Linked DNA regions of Mus musculus: all the other regions are linked to region 2. The links are chromatin loops, found by intact Hi-C in ENCODE. Cell type or tissue: left cerebral cortex. All regions are shown on one strand. Each heading gives the region's core, and the rest is flanking DNA. Links, peaks and the distances in the headings are about the cores only. Region 1 overlaps Tmtc2 (transmembrane and tetratricopeptide repeat containing 2). Region 2 holds the start of Tmtc2 (transmembrane and tetratricopeptide repeat containing 2). Region 3 has its middle 25 kb from the start of Gm25143. Region 4 overlaps Tmtc2 (transmembrane and tetratricopeptide repeat containing 2). Region 5 overlaps Tmtc2 (transmembrane and tetratricopeptide repeat containing 2). Region 6 has its middle 170 kb from the start of Gm25143. Region 7 overlaps Tmtc2 (transmembrane and tetratricopeptide repeat containing 2).

Region 1 (4,579 bases), core at 400-4,399, 140 kb after region 2:
CTCAAAGTGACTGATCAAGCTGTCTCTTACGTGGCCGCCTTTGATTTTTTTTTCTAATTTCAAGGTTTTTTAAAATAGTACTTCTTTAAACTTTTGTGATTTTGAATAATTAGTCATTCTGAGAAAGAGGATGATGTTTTAATTCATAGAGACACCGCGGAGTGGGTGATGAATTTACATCCCTCTCTTACTCCCTCTGTTACATGATTTATAAAGCATGGGCTTTTACCATCGTTTTCTTAATATGTAGCAAATTGGCAGTAATATTGATAATGACTCTGTAGATGGAGAGCAACACTTAGGGAAAGTTTGGACGTTCTATCCCGATCCTTTACACTAAAACCTTCTGATCATTTATTCTGAATGTTTTACGGAAGTCTGAGTTGGCGTTTGACTGGTGGTGGCGTTGGCTGTATTTCTGACTCACCGAGGCTTTGTTTTTCCTACATTTCTCTACTGGCTCTCCGTGACTGCTGTGCTAATGCACCTATTCTCCCTCTGTAACTGTTGAGTTCGGACCCAGTTATATATTTTTCTGGACTCCTTATTCCTATAAATTCAACTTATAAAATGTGCTAGTCACTTTATTCTGGTATGATTTTCATAAGCGCTACGATTTGCTAACCTAGTCATCCCCCACCCCTTTCTTCCATTCTCATCTACTTTTAAAGCCTAGGCATTCTCTGCAAGTTCGCCACCCCTCCATTTGTATATGTGACTCATACTTACCTCAGCAATCATTAGTCATGTGTAGCGGTTCTGTTGTGGTACCTGGTATTTAGATAGCTGCACTAGTATGAGCATTGTAATTGGTAAATAGCTACCTCTTTCCTCAACTCAATTTCCTGAGCCTAGCGCAAGCAAGCCTGTACAAACCTAGCTCCCATTCTCTTTAAGTTTTGAATATCAATTCTGGTTCTATCACTTTATGTGAGAGATGATGTTTTTGTGCCTCACACTTCATTATCTTTTTTTTTTTTTGACTATAGGAGTTGCATTCTGGAAGAAAGATTAGAAAGAAGAAGTTGATGTTATTTTAATGGGATGTTTTGAAGTTGTTATTTAAAAAGTTATATGGCTTTCAGTCAATAGTAAAGTCAATAGATACAAAGTGCTCAGTGGCCAAAGCCCCTTCCGCTCCACACAGCTTTCCAGCGTGCTGCCCTAACTTAACATCATTTAGACATTTTAGTCAGTACCAATAGTTGCAAAAGAAATGGACCAAAGGGAATTGAGCAAAGCTTGTGTTCCTTTATTGTGCAGTGTTTTACTTATAGATTAGCCTTAAGTCATCTTTTTTTAGAAATCATGAATTATGAATGGAAATGGCGAATGCCCTTTCACGTACAAGGTGCTCCTGTGTAGAGACTCTGGTATAGTAGAAACAGCTCTGTGACAACCAGTCTAGTGATGGGATTTTCCACCTCTGCTACGTCCTATGCAGTCTTGTCAGAGATGTCTCATCTTTTGTCCCTGAAATTATGTGAAAAAATATTAGTGATACTATAGGATATATATCATATATATATATATGTATACATACATATATATATATATATACATATATATATATATATACAGACACACACACACATACACACATGGGTATAGATATCTTTATATCTATACATGTATCTACATATACATGTATCTGTATATCTATGTATATGTAGATATATGTATAGATATAGAGATATCTATATCCATATCTATATCCATATCCATACATAGGAGATATATAAATATATTCTGGATATACCTATAGATACATAAATAGTTATATATATGTATTAATATCCATATATATAGGAGATATATAGATATATCCTAGATATATTTATAAATACATATAGTTATCTCTATATCTATACATATATCTACATATACATCATTATGTCTTCTATGTATATACATATGCATAAAACACATATACTTTGAAGACTAAAAAGGTCTACACTCCCACTAGTATATGGTCCTTCCTCAGTTTTCTACTTATAATCTCTTTTGGGTCCAGATGTGATTTCAGGACAAAGCCTGGCTGGCACAAACAGTGCTGACTATATTGTGGTGACCAAATTGGTGTCATGTCATCACCAGTCCCTCGACAACCATGGCTTTGTTATTCTGGTGCTGAATTACTCTCCCACAATCCTTTCTTCCCTCACAATCATAATCAGTGTGAAAACAGCCTCTGTCCCCAAGTAGTCATCCATGGACTTAATGTTGATAATGAGCCCCTTGTTTTGCTGGAAACTCAGGCTTTTGTTGAGTGTGCTTCCTACCAAACTGATCATTTTCAGCATGTGGAGCCCATTAGGCCACGCTGGAGCTGGCTTCACTGTTCAATTTGCTAACACTGCATCTGTTCCTATCCTGATGATAACACCTGGATCAGTTTAGAAGTTGTGTAGGAGTTTAAGAGACGGTGTAGTTAATTTCTAAAACAACTGTTGGTCTTTAGATGTGTGAACCCCGTGGTCTTTCACATTCCAGACGAACTCATTGCCTTTTGGGCACGTTTATACCTGCGTGTGCTTTCTGAGTGTGAAATAGAAAACACGTGTCTCCTCCGCGGTCTTTATTTTCACTTAAACTCTTCTGCAGGGTGACACTGGGGAGGTTGTTACTGTTCTTTTTCTTTTCCTTTCGGGTGACAAGGAAGATGCCTTAATATTTAACCTCTGTAACCTGTCGCGAATGTTCACGGAAATGCAGTGCTGACAGATGACTTTGTTCCCTGCTTTGTCAAAACGCATGTGTACTCGCCGTCCAAGCCATTTCTGATACTGTAAGGAAGCCATTGATTCTGCTTGGAAGCTGTGAAGTGGACAGGCATTAAAAATTAAAGAAAGGCTATTCAGTTACTAAGACTACATGCCTTATCTCCGTGGCTCACTAAAAGCCTGGTGCCAGTTCACTGAAGCTGTGATAAATGACCTTTCCCAATGACCTCTGTGCCTTTTAAAGACAGCACAGTTTGGAGTTCCTGTTTAAAGTGCTAAATGCGCTTGGGATGTTGTACAGTATTACTCCCATTAGGAACATTGAATATAACCTCAGGATACCCTCAGAGAGGAAACAATTAGAAAACAAGGCTGAGAAACCAAGTGAGTCTCTCTGCTTTGTTGTCTTCCCCAAGTTAACTGTTAGTTGTTACCTGTTAAAAATATCCATTTCTCTCTGCATAAAATGACCATGACCATAGTAGAGGTGATGACACTGCCCTTTAGGTCAAAGATCTCTTTGTGATCTTAAACTTTTTTTTGGGTCGCAGTCTAAGCCATCATGATCATAGCCCGCATGTTTGGGTTTAGCTCACATGGCAAATGTAAAAAGATCCCTAACGAATATTATTTTGATCTGCAGCTTTTACTTGCAAGTATGGCAGAGTTTTAATGTGTATTATCTGTCTTTCCAGTGTACTCAAATGTACTGTCTTTGAAAATAAGTGTCTTCTGTGATTTGAAAGGCTTGAACTAATTATTTTTCTGTCTCATACAAAGAAATTACAAGATTTGAATTTATACCTAAAATATCAGTGTTTATAGAGTACAATATCATGTTTCACATGAAATGATGATCTTAGTCTAAGAGGTAGTGCAATAACTGCCATTCTTATGGTGAAGCTGCTACCGAGAATCACCTACTCAGGATGCGACATCCAAACACTGTGACTTTCTCTTTTTTGTGTGTGTCTTTTTGATCATCTCACTTAACTTTTTAGTCCTCTATCCTGGCCGAGGTAGATGGCTGTAGATACCATTTCTGGATTCTTAGATTAGCTTATGGGTTTAACTTGTGGTCAATCCAGAGGCAGTTTAGCACAGGTTCACTAGGGAAAAAAATGACCAAAGGTGTTATATGAGTGTGCTAAGAGAATAATAAATGATATCAGCAACTGAAAGCAGTCTGTACATGTACTGACATTTCAGAAATGTGGCGCTCTTTTTGTTGAAGAGAGACTGCAACAAAGTTGAGTTTGGCCTTGAACTTGTAACCCTAATTTCTCAGCCTCTACGACTGTTGGATTATGGGGATATGTCACCATGTCTAGCTTAAAAACGACACAAAAACAAACAACAGAAACAAAATGTACTCTTGTATGGCAGTGAAAAAGGCAAGGAGAATATGTGTGTGTGTATAGATACACACATACACACACACACACACAGAGAGTTCAGGACAGTCACTTATTCACTTTTCTTGAAAAGTATATGTCTGCATGGTTTGCCTACATGCATATCAGTATACTGCATGTATTTCTGTCCCAGTGGAAGCCAGAGGAACGCAGTAAATCCCCTGGAGCTGGCACAGCAGAAGGTTGTGAGCTGCCATGTGGGCAATGGGATTAAACCCAGGTCTTCCGGAAGAGCAGCCAATGCTCTTTAACTGCTTAACCATCTTGCCAGCCCCAATACAGTCATTTATTAAGTGTCCACTGTGTATTAGGCACCAGTCTTTGGAATTAACCTGGTTATCTTATTTAACCTGCATCAGCACTGGCTTATAGATGAGAAAGGGGAATCACAGCGAGGAAGCCCAAGAAGAATGATTTCAATCAAGATTTGGCTAACCCTGC
Region 2 (4,579 bases), core at 332-4,331:
ATGTCTCAGTTTCTGAGGCTTTCAATTCAGAGGGGCTGGATGGTTGTAGAAGAAGCCACACTTAATGTTTTTAAAACTATCAGACCTTTGAAATGGAGAAATGCTCACAAGATTTTAGCTCTCTGAACCCAAAGCTTTCTAGTAGTTGTATGCCCATAAGTCTTAGGAAAGAAGCTGTCCTTGTGTGATTTCCTATCATGGATCTTCCCGAGGAAGTGATGCACTCAAGAAATGTCACCCTTCTTCCCTCTGGCTTTGGCATCTTTAACATAGACAACAATTTAGTTTCTTCTTCCTGATGAATATTTGTGGGCTTTCAGCTCTTCTATAATCACACTTAAATACTCTTATTGTTTACTTGTTTACCCTTTTTTAGAAGTTTCTTTTACAATGTTCAGATGCTATGGGCTCTGGGCACTTTGTGGATGAGGGGACAAGCTTTATGAAGATTGAATGGAAATTCAAGGGATTAGTTAATAAACTGATGTGTGCCTATCACCAGGTAGTAGTGGTACAGGCCTTTAATAGCAGCACTCTAGAGGGAGAGTCAGATGGATCTCTGAGTTTGAGCTCAGCTTAATCTACAGAGTGAATTCAATGACAGTCAGAGCTACACAGAGTAACCTTGTCTCAAAAAAAAAATCAAAACTCCACAAACAAACAAACAAACAAACAAGCAGACAAAGATACTTAGAAGGAAGTGATAAAGGATGATGGGAAAGAGGGGTGTGTATGTGTGTGTGTGTGTGTGTGTGTGTGTGTGTGTGTGTGTGTGTGTGTGCTTTATAAAATACAAGAAAGAATTTTTGAAGAAATACCATTTGAAAGATAGTGGAAAGTAGCCAAAGAAATGTCTGGGGAGAAAACAGTTCCAGGTACGAGAGAAAAGAAGGTTCCAGAGAAGGCATACACAGATGAACACATTGAGAAGAGGGGGAGGACCATATGAGCCAGACTAAGAGAGTTTTATTCTATGTGCACTACACACGCTTAAGTGGAGTGATTGAACTTAAAGCTGCTTGTCTGGAGCCTCAAGTAAATGCTTGGAGCAGGGGCGGTAGGTGTAGAAGCAAGACCATTTACAAGGCCATCAGATTAGTTTGTGCAGGAGATACTAACGCTCTGTGGATGTGATGGGTGTATTTTGGTGATGGCTCGGACTAAGAGTGGAACAGTGTGGGTGTAATGGTATGTATTTTAGAGAGGAATGTCTAAGTATTAGTTAAGAAGTAAAAGGATGACGTTGGAAATCATAACAGCTAACTTATTGCACTTACCAGTCCCCCTCTGGATGCTTTATTTACATGGAAACTCACCCAACCAAAGTAGTATTTATAAGTGAGGGGTGAAGGAGGTGATTGGCCCCAACTTACTCAAATAATTAATAGCTGAGTTGATACTCAAATCTAGGTATCTGACTTAAGTATTTATTCTTCCCCCAGTGCCCCAGGATCCAATATCAATACATAAGCTCAGAAGAAGGTCAGAGAGGATCCGAATGGAGCAACTGGTATGATTTTTAAAAAAACTTTAAAAAATACATTATACCGGGGAGCACTGAAGAACAAGAATCACCATCTTCAATATATTATTTGAGAACTTCCTACGTGCTCATAATATTTTGATCAAATCACAATTTGCCTGTTGGAGGTTGAACACACATTTGTCAGTTTCCAAACGATTTCTTTGTGAAGTCAGACATCCTTATTCTGCAGGCGTTCAAACTTTTCAGATCGCTGCCACATACCCAGGGAGTCCACTTTCCTTATTATCTTTGAAGAGCTTGCTGGTTAGGTGCAAAAGGGGAAGTTGGAAGTCAGCCCTGCAAGGACGTGTTTTCTGTGCCCTGTAGCTTCCCCACAGCAGGGGGCGCTGCAGTCGTGTTCATCATAGTCCAAGGGAGCGACCAGGGCAGTCAGAAAGGGAACCAGGCAGGAAGGGGGTGTGGCAGACAGCTCTCGGATCTCTTTGGTCATGCAACTTTAGTACCCAGCGCTCCTTCTGCCCAGACCATTCTTCTGCACCGTATTTCATCATGTTGGATGCCTTCCATCCAGTCTTGCATCCGGGCGGAAAGGAAAGGGCATTAGCTTTCCGCTCTGCTGGGTTTAAGGATGCCGTTGTAGAGGGTTGCATTAGCGTGGTCTCTTCTATAGTCTCAGAGTCAGCTTGACAGTCCTGAACCACTAAAGACACCCATCCCCACGCAATTTCTGAGGAACGCGTGGGTGTTTCTTACCTTCTTGCCTCTCCTCTTTCATTTCCTGGATCCCTTTTCATGATCTTACTGCGGGGCACGCGTCTTTCCACTAATATTAATGTCGACCGTCACGGCGTGGCCTCGGAAAACTCTCTCCTAAACGCTGCTTCCCTGGCTCTTCAACAGGCCCTTCCATCCCAATTCAGCTCACGCATCGCGCGCGCGCGGGGCAATAGATCCTTAGTGTCAACCGAGGTTGCCAGCGCTCTGCAAACCTGTTCTACCTCTCCGCGTCCCGAGAAGTCTCTCCAGCTGACCAGTCTTTTGCCTGACAGCTCTTGGCACTAGACGTTTGGCTTGCGATCTAGAGCGTGCAAAGCGCCTCCCCGCAGCACTGGGCAAACCATTGACTCCTCCTGTCGCCTCTCTCCTCCATCTCCCAGAGCCCAGGGCACACTCTAGCTATCGTTTTGGGCAATCTTCCAAAAGTCATCTTTGTCCTGGGCTTTGGGGGAGGCTTTCCAGAGTCAAAAAGAAGGTGAAGGAAGATGAAGAAGAGAGTGGGGCCAGAGTACCAGGCTGGAGCAGCTAGAAGAGTGGGCGGAGCCTCCAGCCAGTGGGGGTAGACAGGGAGGAGTCTGCGGGGAGGATCTGGGTGGAGAAAGGGGCCGGGCTAGCTTAGGGTGGTGGGCTGGCCACGCAGGCGCGTGGGGCCGCGACGAGAACCCCACGCGGGAGCTTTTGGAGTCCCCAGTCGCCGCTTCTCACTTCACTGGAGAGGGGTCCGGGAGGGAACCAATAAAGAGTGAATGTGCCGCAGCCGCGGTGGCGGCCGAGTTGCTGCGAACGGCCCCGGAGTCGTGCGCCCGGGAGGCGGCGAAGGGAGGCGGTTCGCCTCGTCCCTCCCACCCGCCCCTTTCTCTCTCGGTCTCTCTCTCTGTCTCTCCTTTCCTCCCGCTGGTCCCAGATCCTCGCTCTGTCCAGCCCTTTGGTCCCCCCTCTTGCACTCTTCTATCTCCGCAGTCCTTTACCTTAGGGCGTCCCAAAGTGCCATGGGTTAGGGTGGGGACCGCGAGCCGCGGGAAAAGGACAAGCCCCGATTCTCCGCCGGGGGGCGTGAAGCCGATCGCCGCTTGCCTCTCGCGGTTGTCGGGTATGGGGAGAGCGGTGTGAGCCCGCAACCCCCGGAGCACGCAGGAACAGCGGAGCCCGGCGCCCCGAGGAGGAGCCCGGGATCGGAAGAAGGAGAGGAGGGAGGACGAGGAGGCGGGCGGGGAAGCCGGGGAAAAGTGCAGCCAAGGAGGAGAAGGCGGCGGAAGGTGGGGATTGATGCTTCTGTTTTTTGTTGCCGCTGCTGCGCTCGCGCTGGGAGCCAAGCCGGAGGGAAGGCGGTGGAGAGATGATTGCAGAGTTGGTGAGCAGCGCTCTGGGGCTCGCCTTGTATCTCAACACCCTGAGTGCTGATTTCTGCTACGATGACAGGTAAGTGGGTGAGAGAAAGGGGCAATGGCTGCGGTGCGACGGGGGTGGGGTGGGGGCTCCTCGGTGGCTCTGGTACTGCTTGCTGTCAGGCTGAAGCGCGTCTTGGGGGCGGGGTTGGGGGGACAGGTATCTGCACCTGAAGGTTTAGGCGACACGGAAACCGTAACACCTAAAGCAAACAGCCGGGACGGACGCAGGCGCGCTGGGCGGGCCGAACGAGTTTCCGCTCCTACTTTGCAGCAGGTTCTTGCTTGCTTCTTGCTGGTTGGCAGGCGCTTAAGTTTCTTTGCGGAAATCCAGGCAATTTGGAAGACTGTTTAATGAACCCACGTTAAACAAACAACCAGCCAAAGTAAAAATTCCAATAACAATCCTTGGTATACCTTGGTGCAAAAAAAAAAAAAAAAAAAAAAAAAAAAAAAAGAAAGAAAGAAAGAAAGAAAGAAAGAAAAAGCATATTAAGCGATTTTACGTGTGGGCTGGAAGGAAGCACCTCTGCACCCCTAGAAGATCCTCCCCGTGTGGTTTCCTTTTATTGATAGGACACTGATTTCTCGAAGTTAAACGCACATATGACAGTTGCCAAATAGAGGAAAGAGCGCGCGTACTCTGAGTCAACTTTCTCTTTGACGTGTATGATAGTAAACTTTGAGCTGTATCTCGCTGCTGGTTGTATCTCTCGCTCCCCCAACCTTGCTCACGCATCATGGGGAATTCCTTTATAAAAACGTGGGCTTTCAGTTCTGTTTGGGCGTTTTGCATGAGACATTAGTGATTCGCTGGTGCTAATTGCAGAAGAAGACGCCCTGGAGACAGAAGTTGTCTTCTGTATTTGGGTTAGTTTGGGTGGCTAATGAGACCCGGATTGTGTTGTCAAAGAAACTGCATTGATGCTTG
Region 3 (4,579 bases), core at 416-4,415, 1.6 Mb after region 2:
CTCTCTGTGTTTAGTGGTAAATGGCTAATGGCTAATGGAAAATGACCAATGACAATGGCAAAGGGCAAAAGTTAAAAGTAAATCATGAATGGTAAATGGTAAACACTAATATTATATTAGTTCTGCCTCAATGTTTGCTGAATTCAATGTAAAATTAATAAGATCAAAGCAAGTTATTTAATAAAATAAACCTTGTTTGACTGCTGAGACCAGTATGCAATCTTTTACACATTACACAGAGTAAGAAATCTCAACCATTTTTATCCCTGTAAGTTCCATTGCATAGTGGGTAAATTTTTCCTCCTTGCCAAAGAACAAATAATGTAGCAAATGGAAGATTGTTCTCTGATGAGTTTAGTTGTAAATACACCACATTTCCCTTCTCATTAATAAAACCACTTGAAATTATGTATGTTTTAGAATAGAGCTCTTAAATATCATGAAACCTTTTAGGATAGGGAAGGAGGTAGGCTGACTAAATATCATCTCCTCTCCACCCACTCCTCAAATCCAATACATAGTCTCATGCCCAGCACCTTTGAAGAAACCAGGCTAGGACCCCTCTTTCTCCCTTCATTGCTAATGGATCACACAGATCTTCGATTCCAAACTTTCTTTCCCCAGTCATCCCATTATTTCAATCTCCAACTCAAGCAGACATTCCCTCAGGACCCTGAGACCACTCTAACCAGGAAAACAGTTAAGTTAACTGCAAACTTCCACCCATCCATACTCACCTCCCATCCATTACTCCATCTCATCCTCAGGTCTAGCAGGCTACTGGCTGTTGCCTCTCCCTCCTCTCTGCCCCACCTTTAAGAAATCACAAAGATCTCTCTCCTCTAATCTACCTCCACACTGATCCTGTTATAATAGCACCAAATGCAGCAGACATTTCTCTGGGAACCTGCCAGGCAACTAGGTGAGAGAAGCAAGTAAACTTCTGATCATTTGTCTACTCTTATTTGCTGTAGTACATCATTAGTGGGTCTCCTGAATAATCCCCTAGCTTTACAACAAATCCATGTTTGCTCTAATATCATCTCCTTGGTTCCACTTCTTAGCAATTGTTTTTAATGTAACCCCTATCTATACTTCCTAACACTCTTTTTAGCTTCCAGTGTGGCACTTAAGAGAGAAGAATTTTATTAATGTGGAATTATGCTCATTACTTTCTCTGTGAATAGAATTGTTTAAAGTAATTCTAGTTCTGTATTCTTTCTCATACTTACTAAATATGTATTTCCTGATAGGTAAATGTATGCAGCACTCATTACTTACAAATTTTATTATAAGCAGGCATGGCACATTCATGTGACTAGAAGTATTCTAAAACAACCTCCAGATTCTAGTAGATTTCAATTAAAGTAATTTCCCATTAAATTTCTCCCAGTGAGAAGCACTGATATCTGTCCCTCTCATCTGAAGTCCCATTTCTTTCATAGCTGCAAAATCAACAACAAAATGTCAAAACAGGGAAGTGTAACTCTTCCATTCCCAATATGTCTTTAAAATCCATATTTTACAAACATTTATTCATGACTTTCTGTCTGTTTTCTGAGGCTTCTTTCTCATCTACTTTCATAAGTGTGCATATTCATTCCCAAGACTGGTGAGATAATACCCAAATCGTCTACTTATGTATCTAAATCAAAAGCCATATTTCTCAGGGACAGAAAGTTATTTCCACTGTATGTCTAAGTGAAATAACTCATCATGTAAATACTTTAAAAATCTACATATCTCAATGTTTTAAGTACGAATGGCAGCAAAACAATTTCCCTATAACTTATTACCTCAAATTAACTATACCAATTTTTATTTAAACTGTTCTAAAAGTTTTATTGTTTAAGCTGCTTTCATTGTTATTCTGATTTTTTAAAGGCCATGTCCATTAAAAACAGGTGTGCTTTAGAAATATGAACCCTGTGAGGATTTTATGCTGTCCCAGGGGAGTCAGAATATAACAGAGTAATGGCTCTCAAATGCTGTCCTTCAGTCTTATGACATACATCAACGACTTTATAGATTTTTCTATAAAATTTTCTATGAATACTAATTTTAACCAAAGTCTCACATGATTACTATCCAAAATAGAGGTAGATTCCATCTGAGAGTATCTGAAATAAATTATAAACAGGTGCTTAATAACAAAACTTTATTATGTGTTTAATCAACTCATTATTAAACAGTACAGTTTGTAATGCCACCTAGTGGTTTTCTAAGTGAAAAAAACTGTCCCTTGTGTATAACAGATATATAATTAGAAACATGTCCTACAAGAACTAATATAGTTTTATATATTAACAGAGTTTCTCTGTGTGTACATACATATACTTATAAAATATGTGTGTGCTGACATACAAAGCTCCAAATGTCTAAAAGCATTCAACTGAACAAAAAGAGGAGAAAGGAATACCTACTTACTTCTTTTATGTTTACCATAGGTGCAGGAAATGTATACAGAATCATAGAAAAATGACGATGAGACATAAATCTACAGGAACGATAACTATAAATACCATCACTGGACCTCAGCTTTTATCATTCACTGTCCTCTTAAAACATGTAATTACTTAAGTCCCATAAATTAAGCCTCTTCTGAGTACTGGATTCTTTCTCCAATGCACACATAAAGACACTCACATAAGGTTGACTATGAGATTAAGCCTTACTAATATATCATTAAAATCATGCATTAATTGAGTAACCCTAAATCATCTCTTTTCTTCATTCTATAGTGTCTTACAAAAGTGATCATCTAAAATAAAATGAAATAAATTAGATTTATATATATATATATATATATATATATATATATAGTAGGTAAAACACACAACAAAAAAGTGTAATGGGATGATGTAGATAACGGAAGAAGAAATGTGGTATATCCAAAAACATGATCAATAAAACTGTTAAGGTGAATATTCTAAGAATGTGTTAAGAAACTTAAAAATGGTGAGTATTTTAATATATAGCTGATAGTATTCTCTGCAAAATAAAATTGTGAAAACAAAATTAGACAAAGAATTTTAAGTGATAATTGATAAAGAACAGATGATATATAGCTAAACTTGAGAACAGTAGTAAAAATAATCAAATCTCATGAGTAGAAAACAATTTAAAGGACTATTATTGCATTCACATGGACAGGAAGCACAGTATAACTGTGTGTCTAGGAGGGGCACAACTGAAATACCGAAACCTGGGTAGTACAACGAAATAGACTTATTGTTGCATGGGATGAAAATTTGGCATTAGCTACAATTATGGTAAAATTAGCTAGTTAATAACGGCTAATGTAATTCCTTAGTATTTGGTCTTTTATAACCCTTTATGCCTCTGTCACTATAATTTTAAGGAGTAGTCTTTTGGAAAATTGTTCTACCAAAAATTATTTTCATAAAGTTACACATTAATTATTCATTAGAATGTGAAGAGTTTAAGGTCCAGTTATTGCAATGCCACCCGCGTGCTCTGCTTCTAGAGAAATGAGGTTTGTTTATCTATTAGTCTAGAATAAGGAAAACTATATCATCAGCATTAAATAAACACCATGGGAGAAATTTTTTTAAAAGGAGGGTACCCAACAGACCTGACAAAAGTTAAATAAATGAGAAGGAAGAATGTGGATCCATACATTAGAGTGGAACAAAGCAATTCTTATGAGGTTGAGAACAATTTTGAATCAATCCCAATAAAAATAATGCTTCAGGTCACTTGTCTGGCGAGGATGAGAGCGATGTGTTCCTGTTTCCTTGTCCTCCTCAGGGCAGCTGTGCAGCCAGAAACAATATTGTTAATCCAAACATTAAATGTCACTACTAAATATAGCAAGGACGGATATAAATGAACAAGAGAAACAACAAACCTGTTCAGTGTTTGTGTGCACCAAGTTTAACTCCATCCTGTGTTGATTTTATTCTATAACTCCCTACATTTATTAGCTTGATGTGGGTCTCTTTGCATGAAGATGGCAATAGAAATGGGGTTTAATGAAAAGTAGGCATTTGGAAAAACAGATACACTCAACTCTAATTTTATACTACCATGTTTCATGTTATCAGTTTCCCATTACATAATATGAACTCTCTTGAAAGAATGTTAGTCAAAAAAGAGAACAAATTAATCACTAAAATTTTCTAAATTTATGTAAGTACTTTAAGATTTATTTTGTTGCCTGTGATATTAGGTTTAATCCTGTAGAAAAAGTAAATGCAGTCACATATGTGTGCTATGAAGTTGTGAGTTCAATAAACATAAATTAATATTTATAAGTGTAGCTAAGGATAACACATAATTCTTAGAAAACTGAATCTCTCAAAATGAAACCTAACACAATCAATCTAAATGTGAAATTCCTAGAAAGTCTACTTCCCTTGTTATCCTCCACTGAATATGTAATAATAGCCAGTTCACTTGGCATGGAACATATTCCAAGAATAATAACCAGATTTAACTGCCCTTAGATTATTATCAGGTTTCTGGGAACATATAACTTTGAATATCCCTTAGTTCTACTTTTGATTTAATCAGTTAGGTGAAATAAATAAATTCATTACACAATGGGCTTTGCTAT
Region 4 (4,579 bases), core at 224-4,223, 97 kb after region 2:
ATCATCTGTTCATGCTCACATGGAGATGGGGTTCCATGTTCACTGCCTTCGGTTCCTACTTGGAACATTTCCCCTGGTTGATATTCCTTATAGATAAATAGATCTGCCATTTTGTTTTGTTTTGTTTTGTTTTGCTTATGAAGTAGTGGTGATGAGTTAGTCTTATATGTATAGGCAGACATTCCTTTCCTGGGAGCCTTTTGATTCAGCGCATCTCTTTGTCTTCTTCGGTGTCTAGGGCTGGAGCCACTGTACAGAAAGTCTCGATCCCCTGAAAGCTGAGGGTTTTGTTGTTGTTATTGTTGTTCTTTATATTCTTCCTATGCCTTGCAACGGAAACAGCTCCAGCACCACGGAGGGAGTGCTGCTAGAGCAGTTGTTTTATTTTCTTTGTAAGAACACTTGTACTCACCTTTTACGCCACAGTTGATTTATGATTAACGCTTCAAAATGAATCTCTCATGCATACCCTTCTCTTATTACAAGGCAGAGAAAATGGAAGGTGCCTAATGTGCCATATTTGTCCTCATCAGGCTGCAGGAGACAGGCTAGCGATGCAGCGTGCATTCTGCACTCCCATTTCCGTTTGTGTTCAGTGAGATCCAGCAGGAAGTTTCTGCTAACAAACGTCATGCTTAATTGAAGCATTGGGCTGTACGTTTTACTTATCATTCCCAGTTGCAACCGGTAAACACGTTTTCTTAATGTTATGTTTAGTATGTATGCAGTATTTCTGCTATTTTCTGTAGTTTGCTTTTTCCCCCCTGAGCTAATTTTTGGGTCGGTGGGTAGGGTATGATAGGTGTGGAATATTATTTATAAACAGTCATTAGACATATTTTCTGAATTGTATTTTTTCGATGTATGAGAACTGTTGTTTCAACTGCTTCTGATTTGGGAAAGGAGGAAGGAGTTCAGGAATTGTGGGTGATAATGTTTAGGCTTTCCTCTTCCAGGGTTTGAATGCCACAGAAACCCATTTATATGCAAATGAACTTATAGGATCCCCTGTCGTGTTAGGACTTGGGAAACTTTCTCAAGTGGCTTCACTTAGATTTCTTAAAAATCATCATTTACAATTATCTCTGACCCAATTCATGTGATCCTGTTGGCATGAATTTGTGTTTCTGTAATTCTTGTCACTGCTTAGGAACATTTATCCAGCAGTTCAATAGCCTCATTATAACAGTGGGCTAATAATAATAATAGTAATAATAATAATAATAATAATCTGGCTCCCTCTGATAGTGTTTCTCCTATCTTAGAGATAATATGGATTCCAAAACTGTCTTTTCACAAGAGGTAGGAAAAGACTTTTCACTTTCTAATCTTTGAAATAATGTTTTATGAAAGCCTGTCCTGAATTTTCTTTTTTTGTTTGGTTTTTCGAGACAGGGTTTCTCTGTATAGCCCTGGCTGTCCTGGAACTCACTTTGTAGACCAGGCTGGCCTCGAACTCAGAAATCCACCTGCCTCTGCCTTCTGAGTGCTGGGATTAAAGGCGTGTGCCACCACGCCCGGCATCTGTCCTGAATTTTCTTAAGAAAGTGAGAGTTGCTATATCATCAATGTGAACCTTCTGCAGTGTAACAATTTTGGATGTATCTTTTGAGTAATTGACTTCAATGGGAGGGATGGTTGGTGTTGTAACAACATTCTTTGATTCCAAGGATTGCAAGAGAGCACTTCTGGCACGTTTACTACTACTATTAATACTACTACTACTTCTACTACTATTACTGCTATTGTTATTAAATAAGAGAAATAATTGGTGTTTTTGTGAATCCAATGGGAATACCAAAATATCATATGTACCCTTGAATTTACACATAACTATAAGCCAAACTGATATTAAACTTCCTTAATTTATTGGGTATTTATTTATGCATGGCTTTAAATTATTACTGCCCCATTTGGTAGCCTAGGATCTTCTGTAGGAGCACAGTGGGGCAGTTTAGCAGTGCCTTGGCAGCTTTAGGATTGTAACTATGCTCCTCCCAGACTCCTCTCTCCTCTGAATTATTTTACATATTTGTGCTTGTAATCTGTTTGGCTGTGGTCCACCATCTTTATGATCTCATTAGCTGCAGTCCACCCTTCTTATCATCTGGGTAGCTGCGTTCTTCCTAAGATGAAGGGAGAAATAATCACGGGATAGCTTGCTTCTCTTTCTCTCCCTCACAGTCTTCTCCAGCCCTTTCACGTTCAGGAACTAATGTCCGGTCCTTTCTGCTGTTGCTTCAGCATCACTGGAGACTGTATAATCGCATCCTCATCACCTTACCTCATCGGAGTTGCTAGGACTCCCCTGCTCTTCAGGTCCCAGCCTGTTCTGTGTCACATCCCAAACTCCTGAAGTCCTCAGCTGGTTTTCTTTGCTTTTGGAACCGAGAAGTTCCCAGTTGACTTTAAGGGAAAGCCTGTCCCAGATTTCTGTCAGCAGCTGTTCCTAACTCGGGCGGGCGAGGATGCTCTTTCGAGGTGTTAAAGCATCTCTCTTCGCCAGCTGATTTACTTGAGCCTCCAGAGGCATTCCTTTTGCTTTTGTTTAAACCCCGCTAAGAAATGGCGAACAGGCAAAGTCAACTGAGTCCTCTAGCCTGGCGACCACCAGATGTAGGAGGTGCGCCTGGCTCTGCCAAGCAATTGGGATCATTCCAAAGGGCATCATCAGAAAAGGATTGCAACCCTCGTGAGCACAGATGCAGGTCCTGCTGAGTTCTGGAGATTGTCAGAAAGACGGAAGAACGGATAACGGTGAACATGCCACAGTGGTCAGGAAAATATTTCAAATGGAAAATAAGTGGACCCAAGGCCAGTGAGGATTTAATGTGATGATTTTAGGCACGGGAACACTGAGCACATCCCGTCAGTAACGTTTCCTTGCCATAGACTATGAGAAACATTTACTTGAAGTGCAATGCTGTCCCTGACAGGTACAAGTACCAACTGTGTTGGGATAAGTCACAACATAGGTTCCTCCTCATCTGGACACTTGAGAGACATGGTCTCTTAACAGTATACACAGAATCCTGATGGATAAGCGTGCAGTTCCTTATCCTTCCCTTCATGTAATTTTGTTATGAGATGTGATGGGAAGGAAGAGAATGAGTTTGTCAAGGCTAGAGAGACGGCACAGCTCCTAGTAATGCCTGCTGCTCTTACAGAGCACCCAAGCTTGGTCTCCGGTAAGCATAGTGGATGGCTTACAATGAACTCCAAGTTCAGGGGTTCAAAACTCTCCTCTACTCTCCATGTATTCCTGCATAGACATAGTACACACACACACACACACACACACACACACACACACACACACACACACACACAGTAAAAAAATACTCTTTTAAAAATGTTTGTTGGTAAGAAGTAGGTTTTGCTCTATAGGAGTTGCTTGTCTCCTTTCCCCTGTTTTAGAGCCTGGATTTGAGATTTCTCTAATCTGAGATGTTTGTTTTCATTTGGCTTGGGAGTGCTGTTTGATTGCACTTTTTGTTTTATTTTTCCAGGTGAAGATTCCCTTTAGATGAAGTGGGTAGCAATTTTTCTTGTATAAAATAGATTGCTGAACTAGTCACTGTGCTACAAAACAAAACAAAACAAAACAAAACACCCAAAATCATGTCTTTGTCTCTTGGCTCCTTTCCGTTCTTGGTATACTTAGTATAGTAATTGCTCAGTTTCAGGACTTCACCTAATCTGAGTTTGGCAGAGCTGCCTGAATGAGCCTATTTCTAGCACTGGATGACAGGGGTGGCAGTCAACACCTCTGTGATGTGGACACTAGGGTCAGCTACTGGGCTCTGAAGCCACTTAGTGCAACTAGTGGCAGAGTGCAGGTCATGCTCTGCTCCGGCTGGAGGAGGGACACCTCCTCAAGATACACGTTTCAAATGGCAGTCAAAACATCATGCTCTTTCCTACTTGTAGGCCTGGTTAGTCGGGGAAATGATCATTTTCAGGCTCCTCAATGTCAAACAATTGGTGACAAGTTAGACAACTCCTTTTGCATTCCTGGAAAATTTAATCTGCAGGGGAGTTACTAAGTCCCTTCCCTTCTGAAGTGGCCTTTACCTGGAAGAAAGACGTTGGCATCCCTTCTAATGGTAAACAGCATAACTGCCAATGTTGTAGGGTGTAGGTCTGGTTTTGTCATGTGGGTGAATGCACTGGCCATAGTTTAACTGCTCATCCTTTGCCTAAGAAATGCTTTACCTTCCAGCGTGCTTTCTCTCTGACCTTTCGCCTGATGCCTACTAGCCTAGCCACCTCCTGAAAACGCCTGCATTTGAAGCTCTTGGGTGTTATTTCACGTTCCCAGGGCTGTTTTTTTTTTTTACTTCATTTTTTAAATTAGATATTTTCTTTATTTATATTTCAAATGTTATCCCCTTTCCTAGTTTTCCCTCTGAAAATCCCCTATCCCCTCCCCGCTCCCCCTGTTCCCCAGCCCACCCACTCCCATTCCTGGTCCTGGCATTCCCCTATACTAAGGGAATAGAGCCTTCACAGGACCAAGGGCCTCTCCTACCATTGATGACCGTCTAGGCCGTCCTCTGCTACATATATAGTTAGAGCC
Region 5 (4,579 bases), core at 171-4,170, 180 kb after region 2:
TTGCAATGTTGCAGTGCCCAGATGGCTCCCGTATGCTCTGCTGGTCCGATTATAACTCTTGCAACAAGTAAAATAGCATGAATTCAGGATTTAATTTGTGTTTCTTCAGTAATTATAACCTTGATTAGCGAAGTCAGTGTTTCTGTTCCAAAGGGCATCTCCCCGCCCCTCCTCTACTTGTTTATCCATGCCAGGACGATAAGGTGCAGTGGTCATGATCGCCATTGATATGAGAGTCTGTGACACCTATGTTTTGTTACATGGTTTTCATTTTCATAATTCTCCAAAAAAAAGCAAGGAGAACATGAAGAAAACAGAGGACATTAAAAAATAATAATAATAAAGACTGAGTTGGTTTTCAGTAAGTGAAGAAACAGAAAAATACCCAGAGTTCTCTTTAATTGTTGGCTACCCAGAATGCACACACCGGGTACAGATATACGGAGACCTTTGCTGCAGGTAGTATCAATTCTAAAAGTTCTATGTCTGCGTGGCTGCTGTAGTGCATGGCTGTAATCCTAACACTTAGAACGACCACTGGAAGTTTGAAGCCAGCTTGGGCTACATAGACAGACATTGTCTCAAAAAAGCCCCCAAAGGAAGCAAACACAAAACACCCAAAATAAACTTTTGTCTTCATAAAAAGTAAAAACATCATGAAATGCTATAGTTTCATGAATTTGAAATTGCTGAGTCTGTTAGTATTAACACCCAAGCTATTTGAGAACAATTTCTTGGTTTTTACTGTATAGCTGCCTGGACCTATGTCCATTGTGTAATATATGTGTTAGGAAGGTATGTGCTGGGTTGTACATTCCAAGAGAAGAAACCTTGTGAATAAAAGCATCATAATGTTGTCAGTTTACACCCAGCTTATGTATGAATGCTTTGGGTTCATTTCCATAAGTCCTATGAAATGAAAAGCTCCAAATTATTTGGAACATTTACTTTTCTTACTTTGAAGAGACAGGCAAAAATATCCCGGTTTCTTTGCTCATTGTGTATAATTTCTTTTCGTGACATAATGTGACCACTTCAGCCATGTGTTTGGAATAGTGTGTACCCTTTATGAGGTTGGGTCTGATTGTTGGAGGAGAGACAGTGGTACAAACCTTTGAGGGTAACCAGGCTCCGACTTCTGTTTAGAATTTTGCTTTGGTTTTGGTTTGATGAAATAAGATCTCCTGAGCTTAGCGCACCTCTGACACCCTGTGTTAGTGATGCTGGTTTGAACTGTTCCTCAGGCTCCTCCCTACCTCCTGAGTTAGAGAATTTCGCTGCCACACCCAGCTCTGTCTGGCTATAATGCAACCTTCCTTTCCTTCAGAGCCAGCCTGCCATGCCTTCCCCTGAGAGGTCTAGTCTCAGTCTCTCAGTTACTGTTCTTTTGCTGTGAAGAGACACCATGGCCAAGGCAACTCTTTATAACAGACAGCATTTAGTTGGGGGTTTGCTTATGGTTTTTGGAAGGTTAGTCCATTATCATCATGGCGGGGCACATGCAGCATGCAGGCAGGCTTGGCACTGGAGGAGTAGCTAAGAGCAATATGCAGCAGGCAGAGAGAAGGGGAGAGGGAGTAGGGAGAGAAAGAGGGGGAGAGGGAGGGGAGGGCAAGGGAGAGGGAGACCCTAGGCTAGGTGTGAGCTTAGGATATTTCCCCTACCAACATACTTCCTCCAAGGAGGTCATACCTAATCCTTCTCAAATAACTCCACTTTCTGGTGAGCATTTTAATATATGAGCCTAGGGGACTCTTATTCAAACCATTATGTCCTCTGATATGGGAAGCAAATCACATTTAACCCTGGAGATGCTTCTGTCATTCTGTCATAGTGGTCAAAAGTAACTAATAATAGGGATAGGACAATAGCTCAGTGGGGAAAGTGTGTGCCACCCAAGGAGAAGGACCTGGATTTGGATCCCCTGCATTCTAGTGGGCAACTGCAAGCCTAGTGCCTGGGAGCAGAGAAGTCGATGTCAGGTCCTTGCTGGCCATCCAGCTAAGTCCAGAGCTAAGTCCGCAAATTCCAGCCTCAGTAAAACACGCTTTCTCAGAAAAAGAAGGTGACGATCAAGCACAGAGGAAGATGCCCAGTGTTACCTCTGCCTTCCGCAAGGCCGTGCCTAAGTGAGGGCACACACATGCACACACTCGAAAGTCATCAACCTACACACACAAACACACACCTGCACACAGGTAACTAACTCAACAGATGGCCCCAGCGTTTATGTATTGTATTCATGAAGGTTTCATCTGTTACTTTAGGGAGTGGTTAATCAGCATGGCTTCGGCCATTTTTGAATAGTTAGGTGACATGTCAGTAAACTAAAATGGAATACTTGCTGTCCTGTTCACCACAGCTCATAACTGAAAAATGAAAGATAATCACTTTTCAAGGGTCATTCGAAAGCTGATTTTTTTTTTTTTTGACTGAAAATGAGTACACTTACCAGGTCAGGTTGGGCTCTGACTCTCTCTCTCTCCATTAATGTCTTGTCTTTATGACACACGTCGGTAGCCTGGTTTTTTTCCCCTTCAGGCTCAGGAGGGTGCTGTTGCTTATATATCTGAAAAGGAGCCAGGCTTTCCTGTTCTCCACCCCCACCATCCTTTCCCCACTGCATTTCCTTTTAGCCAGGCTTAGAGGAAGGAAGATTAGTTCGCTAGCTGCAGGAGTGTGCGGCCTTCATGTCTCAGTCTTTTGAGGCAAAGAGTCTGTGTTATCACCTGAAGGTGAATGCTAATCTCTTTTTCAGCTTTTATTCTTCCTTAACCTGCCGGGTTGCCTTGTTGCAGCAGCAGACTCCACACCCTCTATTATAACAAACCCTTTCACTCAAGCTTTGAAGCTGCATTTTGGTTCTGTCCTTCTGTCCTTTACTTGATTTCTTGCCTCACAGCGAAGGCTTGAAAGGGAAAAACTTTGCTCTCTAGGGCGATGGTATTTTCTAGCTGGCTGGAAATTTCTTTCTTTCTTTCTTTTTCTTTCTTTCTTTTTTTTTTTTTTTTTTTTTTTTTTTTTTTTTTTTTTTTTTTTGGTTTTTCAAGACAGGGTTTCTCTGTATAGCCCTGGCTGTCCTGGAACTCACTTTGTAGACCAGGCTGGCCTCGAACTCAGAAATCTGCCTGCCTCTGCCTCCCGAGGGCTGGGATTAAAGGCGTGAGCCACCACACCCAACTTTGGAAATTTCTTGAAACTCTTTGGACACCTTACAATGTTCTGCTATTCAGATGAAATTCCTTTTACAGAAACTTAAGTTGTAGTACTGTTGCTTTGTTGCCACAAATCTGTAGACAAACCTAAAGGTTTTGAGAACTTCATTATTTAACATCTTTATTTAATTGACATGACAGATGCAGATGAGGTAGGGATGACTGTGTGTGTGTTTCTTAGAAAAGACTTCAGGTTCCTCATGAGTCCTCTTTGGTTATATCAAACTGTAAAGGTCACCAGCCACTTGGGGCAAACTGGTTGAAACTAAGGATTGCAGCATAAAACTTTGTGCTATTAAATAAGAGAATTGGGTCTGTTTAACTTTTGTTTGGGTTTCAAAGGTTGGTAGGAACACAGGTAAAAACCTCAAAGCTCTCAGGTATTTTGGTTAATATTCAGAACCACTCTGGGCGTTTGGGAACCCCCTCAATATCATTTAAATTTAATATCATTTGCATTAAAACAAGGGTTTCATCATAGGAGAGGGCTATTAAAACCCATCCCTCTACCTATTACACCCTCCAGTGACACACTTTTAGTGCACAGAAGGTTGGTGTTGGTGTCTTTTGTGGCAGAAGAGTACCTTGGTGAATCAGAGCTAAAGAGTGCCTCAAGGATCATACAACAGATCTCAAGCAAGAGATATATTTAGTGGGTGTGTGGGGCAAAAGACTGCCTCTAAGCAGGGAGAAGATGGAGGGAGGGAGGAAGAGAAAAAGAGGAGAGAGGGAGAAGGGAAGGAGGGATGGAGGGAGGGGGGCTTTGATGGGTAGGGATGCTTTATAATGGTATGATGTAAGGGTCTGAAATTGCTGAAGGAAGACCCCAGACTCAGATATTATGAAAAGAAAAGGACCATTTATTCTGCAGAAACAACCAGCATATAGGGGTCAACCACTCTTCAAAATGGCGACCTAAGACAAAGATCCACAGGCCTTCTTATAGAGAACCAGGGGAACTCTCTAGAAGGATTAAGTAATCTAAAATTTCATTGGTAGGTGCTAGGGGGTTACAGGTCTACATTCCCATGTCATGAACAGAACATTTAGCCATAGGAAGAAATAGGGCTGCCTAGCACTTCTGGCCCATCCCAAGATAAGATATTTCTCCATTCTTTGTGGTTATCCTCTGGCTCTTATTTGGGAGGGGGTTTTGTGACCTTGTTTCTGCAATTTATACTCTGTTCCTGGAGGTGGGGCTCATGGCCTAATTTCTAGGACTTAAGGTCTGTTCCTGGAGCTGGTACCTATGGCCTTCTTCTCAAAATCAGGCCTGGTCCTTAAATGGAGACAAATGAGCCAACCTCTACTTAGCTACCACTCCAGTTTACCACAAATCACGATTATGCCATTAAGGAAAAAAA
Region 6 (4,579 bases), core at 365-4,364, 1.8 Mb after region 2:
TATCGGTGAGTGCATATCATGTGTGTTCTTTTGTGATTGGGTTACCTCACTTAGGATGTTATCATCTAGATCCATCCATTGTCTAAGAATTTCATGAATTCATTGTTTTAAAAGAACCTCAAAGGTATGGACACAGAGGAAAAATTCCTGAACAGAACAGCAATGGCTTGTGCTATAATATCAAGAATCGACAAATGGAACCTCATAAAATTGCAAAGCTTCTCTGAGGCAAAGGACACTGTCAATAAGACAAAACGTCAACCAACAAATTTGGAAAAGATCTTTGCCAGTCTTAGGGGGCTAATATCCAAATAAAGAATTCAAGAAGTTGAATGCCAGAAAAACATATAACCCTATAAAAAAAAATGGGGTAAAGAGCTAAACAAAGAATTCTCAACTGAAGAATGTCGAATGGCTGAGAAGCACCTAAAAAATGTTCAACATCCTTAATTATCAGGGAAATGCAAATCAAAACAAACCTGAGTTTCCACCTCACACCAGTCAGAATGGCTAAGATCAAAAACTCAGGTGACAGCAGATGCTACCAAGATGTGGAGAAAGAGGAACACTCCTCCATTGCTGGTGGGATTTCAAGTTGGTACAACCACTCTGGAAATCAGTTTGGTGGTTCCTCAGAAAATTGGACATAATTCTACTGGAAGATCCAGCAATACCACTCCTGGGCATATACACAAAAAATGCTCCAACTTGTAATAAGGATACATGCTCCACTATGTTCATATCAGCCTTTATACTATCAAGAAGCTGGAAAGAACCCAGATGTCCCTCAACATAAGAATGGATGCAGAAAATGTGGTATATTTATACAATGGAATACTACTAAGCCATTATTTTTTATTATTAATTTTTTACAGTCCTCTCATTACTTCCACCCCCACTTCTACCCCTACCCCCACTTCCACCAAGCCCTCCCACTCCCTAGGGCCTCAAGTCCACACCTTGGCCTTCCTTCTTCTTGAGCTTCATATGGTCTGTCAGTTGCATTGTTGGTATTCCAAGCTTTTTTCCTAATATCCACTATCAGTGAGTACATACCATGTGTGTTCTTTTGTGACTGAGGTAACCCAGTAACAAAGGGACATCATACTGTTATGATGCACACATTTTCAAAACTCAGAGTTGCAACTTCTGCACCGATATGTCAAACCTGCTGTTTTATTCCATATTGCATTGACAAACCATTTCTCAAACTGTAGACTACTTTAGGCAATCTTTATAACTTATATTTGTTTTTAATATCTTCTTCTATTGACTGCAGCTAGAGTGCATGTGGTTCTCAGCTGCAGATATGGCGAGGCTCTAGTGAATGGACTGCATTAAAGACAGTACGTAAGGAAGCTTCATTCTGAAGTGCAGAATGGTATGCGTGAGCATTTTTCTAGGTTCAGAAGTCTGTGTTGTTTACTAGCAGTTACCTATTCAGCTATGTGTACCCAGAGACCATGCCAGGAGTTTCAGGACAAACTCTTAGAGTATTGTTATCCAACTAAGACAAATTATTTTACTCACAGTTTTCAAAAACAAGAAAGAAATCAGAATGAAACATCAAAATGATAAATTCTGTAATTAAATCTTTCATTTCAGTTATTGCTCTATAATTGTGACATTTTTATGCTTGCTTGCTTTTATGTCTCTCTGTTCTGTTCCTTTGACTCTTTACTCTGTACATCAACAAGAAGATGAGAATTAGATTAATGGCTCCGAAATCTAGACACAATATGAATACTTTTCAATTCACAGGTGGCAAAATCCCTGTTCTCATATCTTATTAGTAGATAATAAAGAAGGCCAAAAGGTAAACGGAGAAAATCAGCTGCTTATAAATGAATCTAAAAATGCTTAGAGAAAGGAATTCAAGAAATAGTGTAGAGTATTTTGAAATATTTGAGAAAAGTATAAATTAAAATTGTCATCGGATAATTGAAATACCACTGTGGTTTTGAGCACATTTATAAACCGTAAAATGACAATGCAAATATATTCATTGTGAGTGTTAATGTCCTGAACAACAACAACAACAACAACAACAATAATAGCTGGTTATTTTTCAGACCTTGCGATGGTAGGCTATTGTGTTTTCAATGAAATTATACTAGATTGATGCAATTATATCAAGATAGTTTAAAAGTTAACATTAAAGATCAGTAGGAGACATTATTAAGTTGATTTTGAGAGGTATAACTTTAGGAAAATTCATAGGAAATTTTCAACAAGATTTTATCTAATATAACAAGACATTCATATTCACCAAAATGTACCTTAAATTAAAAGTTGACACGATTGCCATTGTACACTTGATCCTAGACCTAAACCAATATATATAATGAAAATGTAATTTAAAATGGATAGCTTCATGCTATTTTTTAAAAAATTAATATCTATAGTGTAGTATTAACTATATTTTTTTCTGTGTCTTTTTTAAAGATTTCAAAGTGAAAAGAATGATTCCTCAGAAGTTATCTAAGGTATCATTCTGAGTGCATGCCATGTTAGCATATCTTAGTGCCCTCTAGTGTGCAGATAATGGCAATAGCATTCTGTGTTCTAAATTATGAAGATGTTTTAAAATGCAAGATTTTTTAAAAATGTCAACTTTGAACCAATATCAAGTGAATAAAAGAATTTTAAGTTGGAAAGAAAAATTAGAGCCAGATGTCAGTTCAAATGAAATAGAAAATCTGGTAAAGAGAAATTCCTCCTCTTTCCGATTAAATGACCTTGCCTTCATTTGTCTAAATGTCAAGCAGGGTATACTATTTACATACACCCATCTCCTTGTTTCAGAAATTCAGACAAACTAACATTTTGTTGCTACTGGAATTCCCATGATTCCTCCAGGTTGAAGTTTAATTTCATATACTTATCACTAGAGTTTCTCTGTATCAGCTTCTCTCCTCCAACACATTGATACATTTGATCTGTAGTAGAATAGGAGCCTAAAGCCATCTGTCATTCTTAAAGAGATAATTTCTAAAATATGGATGAGATAGTAAAAGCAAGTACTAAAAATAATTTTCAAAAGACAATCTATGGAGATTAAATACACAGGATTCAATCCCACCCACCAAAAAAGTTGAAATGAGGTTTGCAACATCATTAGAGAGGGATTTTAAATTTATCTTTAAATCCAGTGATAGGACCAAAAATGGCATTGAAATCAACTATTCTTATCTAGTAATGGTCAATAGTAATCAAGAGATGCACATCATGCAGTTAAGGAATACTGCATTTCTGCAGTGAATCTATGGCTCTTAATAAGAATGTGTTTAATGTGAGATCAGGGGGCAGATCTTCTGGCTGATAAGCTATAGAAACCTCTCAGTGCTGACTGTATCACTATCTCTACCAGTTATCCGCTGAAAAGTGACTGTGAATTGAATTGAATGATTCCACACTAGTTTGTGGTTTTTGATATCATAAACAGTTCACTAAAGATCAGGAACAATTTTTAAATTTCCAAGGGCATCCCAAACTGCAGAAATAATATTTTACTTGGCAATGCTTATTCTTGGTGTGTATAGACAAGGTTGTCTGTTAAATTCATACAGAATTATTTTGCCTTTGTGTTTTGGCAAGTCTCCTTTGTGTTTCCTCTAGGTAACCATCTAATCTTGGATATGTGGATTATGAGAGACCACATCCATAAATACTTTGAGCATAATAATACAGAGTGATCCATATTGGTTTAGCATTTACTAGAACAAGGTATCTCATTGCATATCTTTGCTGTTTTGATACATTTTACTTTTTAACAAATTGAAAAGAACAGCTTCATTTATCCATAAGAGTAAACAAAAAGATGAGAATAAAATTATCCAAGATAGGCACCAAGTAGTAGATTTGTAAGAGTGTTTTTTTTTTTTTTCTTGCATAGCCATTTTACTCCTGGTGCCAACAGAAAGTTTACAGGCTTTCAAGTTTTTTGAAGAAAGCAACTAGAGGTTAAATAAATTAACCACCTTGACAATATTTGTGCAGCTTTCAATTTATAAGACTGGGGCCAACTTCCAAGTTTGTTCTACTAGTGGTGATGGAGGGAAGTTATCACCAGAACATGACAGAAGTTCTCACTTTCATCTCCGAGAAGAGTACACCTTTTCTTCTCTTCATTTACCCAAACTCACACTGTGAGCAATTCCTGACATGAATGAGGGTAGACACTATATGGAAACGTTCACTTGGTTGCTAACTAGAGCTTATACCAGACTAGGGGCTTATAGACTTGGGAATGATTCACATGCCAAAGTATGACATGATGTTACAACATTCTTCACTTTAAAGGGGATTACAGGTTCATAAGGAAATGCCCATCTTAAAGAAGAGTCAGACTAATGTAAACACTGGAGAATCAAAAATGAATAATGAGAAAGAAGGGGAAACTATGAAAGTTTATTTCACAAACACATAATAAATGTTGTGAATCACTATCTAAACACTTTCCATACTCCTGGTCTAACCAGTACCCCTACAGATTACTTTCATGTTGTAGAAAGAAGCATGATGTCATCTCTAGTCACCCATAGGAAGTGAGTGTAGTATGTTTGAACCAACGTCTCTC
Region 7 (4,579 bases), core at 264-4,263, 380 kb after region 2:
GAATCCAAAAATTCCCAAGTCTGTATCCATTCACAAACCACTATTTTTCCTTTAGAAGTTTCTTTCCAACATTATGGGATGTGACAGAAAAAGTCAACTCATGTTCCCAAAGAACGTTTAAGTTTTTGAGCTTGGACTCCACGAAGACCTCCACAATCTTGCTGCCATTGCTCTAACCTACCCCAGTAGATATCCATCATTTTAATTTCCTCCTCCAACATAAGAGAATCAAGCCAAAGACCACAGTAAAATAACAAGGCACAACTCTCCAGAGACTTGAGAAAGACGTCACATGCTGCCTCCACATGGCTGCTAGTTATCCCAATTGATGTAACACATCTGTCATCTTCAAGGAAACAATCGATGTCTGGTCCACTGTTATAGCCTGCAAAGAAGGAGGTGGTCTCATTTTGTTGGTATTTAACCAGGAGCCCTGTGTTACAGGGCTGTAAGCTGCTGCCTGCCATGGATAACACATTGAAATTTTCATCGGCTGTCTTCAATAAAGACCATGTGTGTATGAGGGAAGACACTGGTGCTTGTCTTTATGTGTCTCATCCCAACCCATGGGTTGCAGATGGCAGAGAGCAAAGCCACCAGTACATAATAGGACAGACTTCCACCCTAAATTCTTGCATCCACTTCCATAGCTAAAGAGCCTTGCAGGCTGTTTAGACACCCATCACACGCTGTCTCCACAGCCTTTTTTTCTGTCTCCTAGCATTTAATCATTTACAGCTCTGTTAATAAAATTTCATCTGGACACTTACTGTCTTAAGTAATTATATGACCAAAAGGAGAGTTCTACTTTACAAGAGGATAGATAATATGATCTGACACAGTCTGTTCTACAGGCTCTACCTAGTCTAAGCAATTTCTTTGTAAAAGCTGTAAGATGATAGCATCTTTGATCTAGAAGCGACCTTGACAACAGCCCTTCTAGTATTTTTGTGGGAATAAAAAGAACCTGAGGACCTAGTTAACATTCACATTCTGACTCCATGAGTGGGGCCTGAAATTCTCCTCTCCTGCCCTGCATTGAGGTGCTGCCAGGAGTATTTTTTGAACTTAGATGTGTGGCTAGAAGGCCAGAAGTTCTCAGGACAGTGGCCATATATTAATCCTCACAGCCACTGCTCTGGTAGGTGTACGTGACAGGCTTTGGAAAATAAACCATGTCTGTTAATATATGGTTTTTTTAACAAAGACTTAAACATTTATTTATGTGCAAGTCAGTGTTGATGCTTTGAAAGCGGGTACTTAAGGTGCCAATATCCATTACTTCAGTGACGTTTTAGCAGAACCCTTTGTACATTTCATTGTTTGCCATTATCTCAGAGAAGCTATAGGGTGTTGGAAGCAGTATACTATACAGATTTTTAAATTTCTAAAGTAATTTCCCTAATAGAAATGGTATTTGCATTCATTACAAAATGTTATAATGATAAATAAATATGTAACCACTTAAAGTATCGATGTTCTTAAATATGCATATACCTAGTTTTACACATTTTTTATTCTTTACGGAAAACAGTTAACAAATAGGAATGAATTTCCTTGAGGTCAAATTTGTGACAAAATTATAACCAGCATCTAGAAATCATCCACAAACAAATGTAACTTCCTTTGTATGTTTTCTTACAATAATACTAAATACTAATATTTTATTTAGCAACTGGTGATAGGAAGGACAGAAAAGCCTTGGGCTCTAGTTTAGAGAAACAATAATACAGTAATGTGTGTAACTTGGTTGATGTCCTTCCCCACCCAGTTTTTATTTCTGCCCGTGAGAGGAACAACCTGGAAAAGATTAGAAAGTTAGCACAGGCCCAAGCAGTCCAGAAGGCCTGGTGCATGTTGTTGAACACACTTGGAAGGAGATTTTGGTTCGCAGTTTTGAAGTGATAAGGCAAAGTAGGGAGAGAAAGGGAAAAGGCAATATGATTTCATTCTCAGAAAATCTTTTTAGTAACTAGATGAAGCAAATTCTTCTGTCATCAAACTTGGACAAGGAATTGCAATCCCAAGACAACACCCAACCTGCCCAGATATACATTTCTTCTTTGTGGTACTGCTGCCATGTGAACCTAGGCCATTTGAATGCTTAATCTGTGAGTGTCTTGATAAGCTTTGTCTATTGCAGTTTGATGCATATACACTATAGGTAGAGGCATATTAGTAACACAGTAATTGAGGAAATAAAGGCTGTCCCACAGAGCCATCTGGTTTCTCTCAGCCCAGTTCCTGGGCTTCTCCTACTTCTGGTTAACAAGGAATGGCTGCCAACAGTGATTCTCCTTCCCATATTTAGCATCTCTAGTAGTTGAGGCTCTGAATACATGTATACCAAAGTTTAGGAGCTGTGTTAGTGACAGTCATGCTAAGAACTGTGATGAGTCATAATTCAGAAATATGTTCAGGCATCAGAGGAGCTCCAGGTAATATTGGTGGTGTGATAGCAGAATTCCTGTAGACGATGATGTAGGCGGTGTTAATTTGGTTTCCAGTGTAGCACTTGACATTGCCATACAATTTAGAGCTGGGTAGATTTGAATTAGTGTTTAAAGTTAGAAACTTACCATCTGTATTTTTTTTCTTCATAAGTATTAAGTCATTCTAGCCAAAAGATTAGTGAAAAGTCAGGCAAAGCTTATATTTGTGATATAATTTGAAGGAAAATAAGAATGTAGAAAAGCTTGAAAAGAATGGCTAGCAGTTTAGAATTTAAGAGAATTTTGATGTGTATTCAGAGATATTCTCTAGCCACTGAACTAAAAATTATGAAAATTACCAAGAAGCATTTAATAGAATAGAAAAAGCTGACCATGGCATTTGCAATGTCTAATTTGTGAAGGTATTCTGCCACATACTTCTCTAGGAACGTTCAGAAATTGGGATACAAGGCTCTTAGGCCATGTCACCAAGGTCAGGATGGTTAAGAACTCAAACCCAGATCTCTTAAGCTTGAAACTTGATCATGCTTTTCCTTTAGTTGGTTTTACATGATTCTACTCTTTGGCTCAGAAGTAATTGTTTTTACAGTAAACAGTAGGATCAATTGAATTCAGCTAAAAAAAATGCATGCATTTTAAAAATACCAAATCATAGAATGGTTTGACATTATCTTTGGTTTCTGTGTAGAGTGAAGGACAATTAATGGCAGATACTGTCTGCAAAAATGAATTCATAATCATAGCATATAAACAATGTTTATCTGATATATGTACTATGCATTTATGTAGCTGCCAAAAAGTTTGCTTCCTATTAACAAGAGCCTTCTAAGGATGGGACACAAACAGGGATGCAGTTTCTCTATTTGTAGAGAGAAAGCAAAATATTTTTCCCATCACAATAGACTTTCATGAACAGGTATCTGAGAATTTGGAGACAAAAATCCTCATAGTAATCTATGGTTACCATAATTTTTTAAAAAATCTTTCTGAATCTTTTACATGACAATTTTATATTTTACTTGCCACAGTGACTAAAATGGTGTATTATTTAGTTTTTCTTTTTTCATTCTTCCTTAAGTATTTTTCAACAAGTAGTATAAAATGGATTTATTGAAGTTACATTTTCCTGTGCCATATGTTTAATCTGGTTTGGTATTGTTTTCCTTGATATATTTATATAAACATTCAGCATTAGGAGAATCTAACCATTTTAAAATTTTAAACCTGTGGGTCTTGTCTTGCCAGGAAATATTTTAGTTTAGGTTTCAGAAAGATGTTAAATTTAAATTTAATTTTTTTTTCAGGGCTTCCATTCTGAAACCATTAGTAAATCCCATAGCCTAATGTTTATACACAGAAAGCCTAGAATATAGCTAAGAAGATAAAACATGGACATAGATAGCTTCACTTTGCACTCAGATTTCTCATTTTTGAAGTACATTTTTGTTCGTTGGCTTTACTCAGATAAACAAGGTTTCCATGCTATAAGTGTTTTCTGTTTTGTTGCATTGGGACTTGAACCTTGAGTTTCAGGCACGGCAGGTACACACTCTGTCACTAAGCTATACTTGTTTCTTCCCAAAAACAGGTTGTCTGGGATATCTAGTCTTCTAATGTATATATGCTTTTCCATTAAAGAAAATTAAAAAAAAAAAAAAACCCAAAAAACATTTCTTAACTGCCTATCCTAATCCTATTTAGAGTACATATCTACTGTTTGAAGATGGGCATACTTCCTGTCTCTATTTCTATAAATTGGTAAATTACTTCTATCAGATGCCTCTAAACATGGGAATCGTGCCTGAGAGGTTGAGGACGTTTGTCCTCCATGAAGGAGCTCTTGAAATGGCCTCTTTATCAATCACTTCCTCTCTCTTCTTCCAGTACCCTGCTGCTCTCATGAACCTAGGGGCCATTCTGCATCTCAATGGGCGACTGCAGAAGGCTGAGGCCAACTACCTGAGGGCCCTGCAACTCAAGCCAGATGATGTCATCACTCAGTCTAATCTCCGCAAGCTGTGGAACATCATGGAAAAGCAAGGTTTGAAGACCTCCAAGACCTGACACAGGAGAACTCCCCTCCTCCTCCTCCGCTTGTCAGAGCTGGCTTCATTAACAGACAGAAC

What was found. A loop is a pair of places that touch in the nucleus more often than their neighbours do. Peaks named below come from ENCODE experiments on the same cell type or tissue, not always from the same donor. Only the 100,000 strongest peaks of a DNase experiment are listed, where the experiment ranks them.
Region 1: it touches region 2 in a loop (4-fold over the local background); 3 of 42 quality-filtered maps call a loop at or near these places.
Region 3: a loop joins it to region 2, with 4 times the contacts of the local background. A loop is called at or near these places in 8 of 42 quality-filtered maps.
Region 4: it touches region 2 in a loop (5-fold over the local background); 3 of 42 quality-filtered maps call a loop at or near these places.
Region 5: a loop joins it to region 2, with 2.9 times the contacts of the local background. A loop is called at or near these places in 2 of 42 quality-filtered maps.
Region 6: it touches region 2 in a loop (7-fold over the local background); 6 of 42 quality-filtered maps call a loop at or near these places.
Region 7: a loop joins it to region 2, with 2.4 times the contacts of the local background. A loop is called at or near these places in 2 of 42 quality-filtered maps.

The regions. Positions count from the first base shown.
Region 1 is chr10:105,428,772-105,433,350 of GRCm38, reverse strand. All of the region lies in intron 1 of Tmtc2 (transmembrane and tetratricopeptide repeat containing 2), which reads left to right. Among named protein-coding and RNA genes, the nearest start is that of Gm46241, 25 kb to the left of the region's middle. In left cerebral cortex, for the core only: no CTCF peak of the experiment used is centred there; DNase peaks (open chromatin) are centred at 424 and 2,170.
Region 2 is chr10:105,572,770-105,577,348 of GRCm38, reverse strand. Tmtc2 (transmembrane and tetratricopeptide repeat containing 2) reads left to right here and starts at 2,870. Exons shown (of 12, transcript NM_177368.4): 1 at 2,870-3,682. The coding sequence starts at 3,600. It overlaps Gm15663 (predicted gene 15663), which reads right to left and starts at 2,798. Exons shown (of 3, transcript NR_038032.1): 1 at 1,662-2,798. In left cerebral cortex, for the core only: CTCF peaks have their summits at 1,857 (motif pointing right) and 3,276; DNase peaks (open chromatin) are centred at 2,591, 2,852, 3,410, 3,867 and 2 more places; H3K4me3 peaks cover 3,024 bases; H3K27ac peaks cover 2,161 bases.
Region 3 is chr10:103,982,145-103,986,723 of GRCm38, reverse strand. No RefSeq gene overlaps it. Among named protein-coding and RNA genes, the nearest start is that of Gm25143, 25 kb to the right of the region's middle. In left cerebral cortex, for the core only: a CTCF peak has its summit at 2,203 (motif pointing left); no DNase peak of the experiment used is centred there.
Region 4 is chr10:105,475,916-105,480,494 of GRCm38, reverse strand. All of the region lies in intron 1 of Tmtc2 (transmembrane and tetratricopeptide repeat containing 2), which reads left to right. Among named protein-coding and RNA genes, the nearest start is that of Gm46241, 22 kb to the right of the region's middle. In left cerebral cortex, for the core only: no CTCF peak of the experiment used is centred there; a DNase peak (open chromatin) is centred at 2,450; H3K4me3 peaks cover 309 bases.
Region 5 is chr10:105,397,559-105,402,137 of GRCm38, reverse strand. All of the region lies in intron 2 of Tmtc2 (transmembrane and tetratricopeptide repeat containing 2), which reads left to right. Among named protein-coding and RNA genes, the nearest start is that of Gm46241, 57 kb to the left of the region's middle. In left cerebral cortex, for the core only: a CTCF peak has its summit at 2,535; a DNase peak (open chromatin) is centred at 2,594.
Region 6 is chr10:103,783,052-103,787,630 of GRCm38, reverse strand. No RefSeq gene overlaps it. Among named protein-coding and RNA genes, the nearest start is that of Gm25143, 170 kb to the left of the region's middle. In left cerebral cortex, for the core only: a CTCF peak has its summit at 2,533 (motif pointing left); a DNase peak (open chromatin) is centred at 2,541.
Region 7 is chr10:105,190,033-105,194,611 of GRCm38, reverse strand. Tmtc2 (transmembrane and tetratricopeptide repeat containing 2) reads left to right here. Exons shown (of 12, transcript NM_177368.4): 12 at 4,338-4,579. The coding sequence ends at 4,517. Among named protein-coding and RNA genes, the nearest start is that of Gm25422, 52 kb to the right of the region's middle. In left cerebral cortex, for the core only: no CTCF peak of the experiment used is centred there; a DNase peak (open chromatin) is centred at 2,351.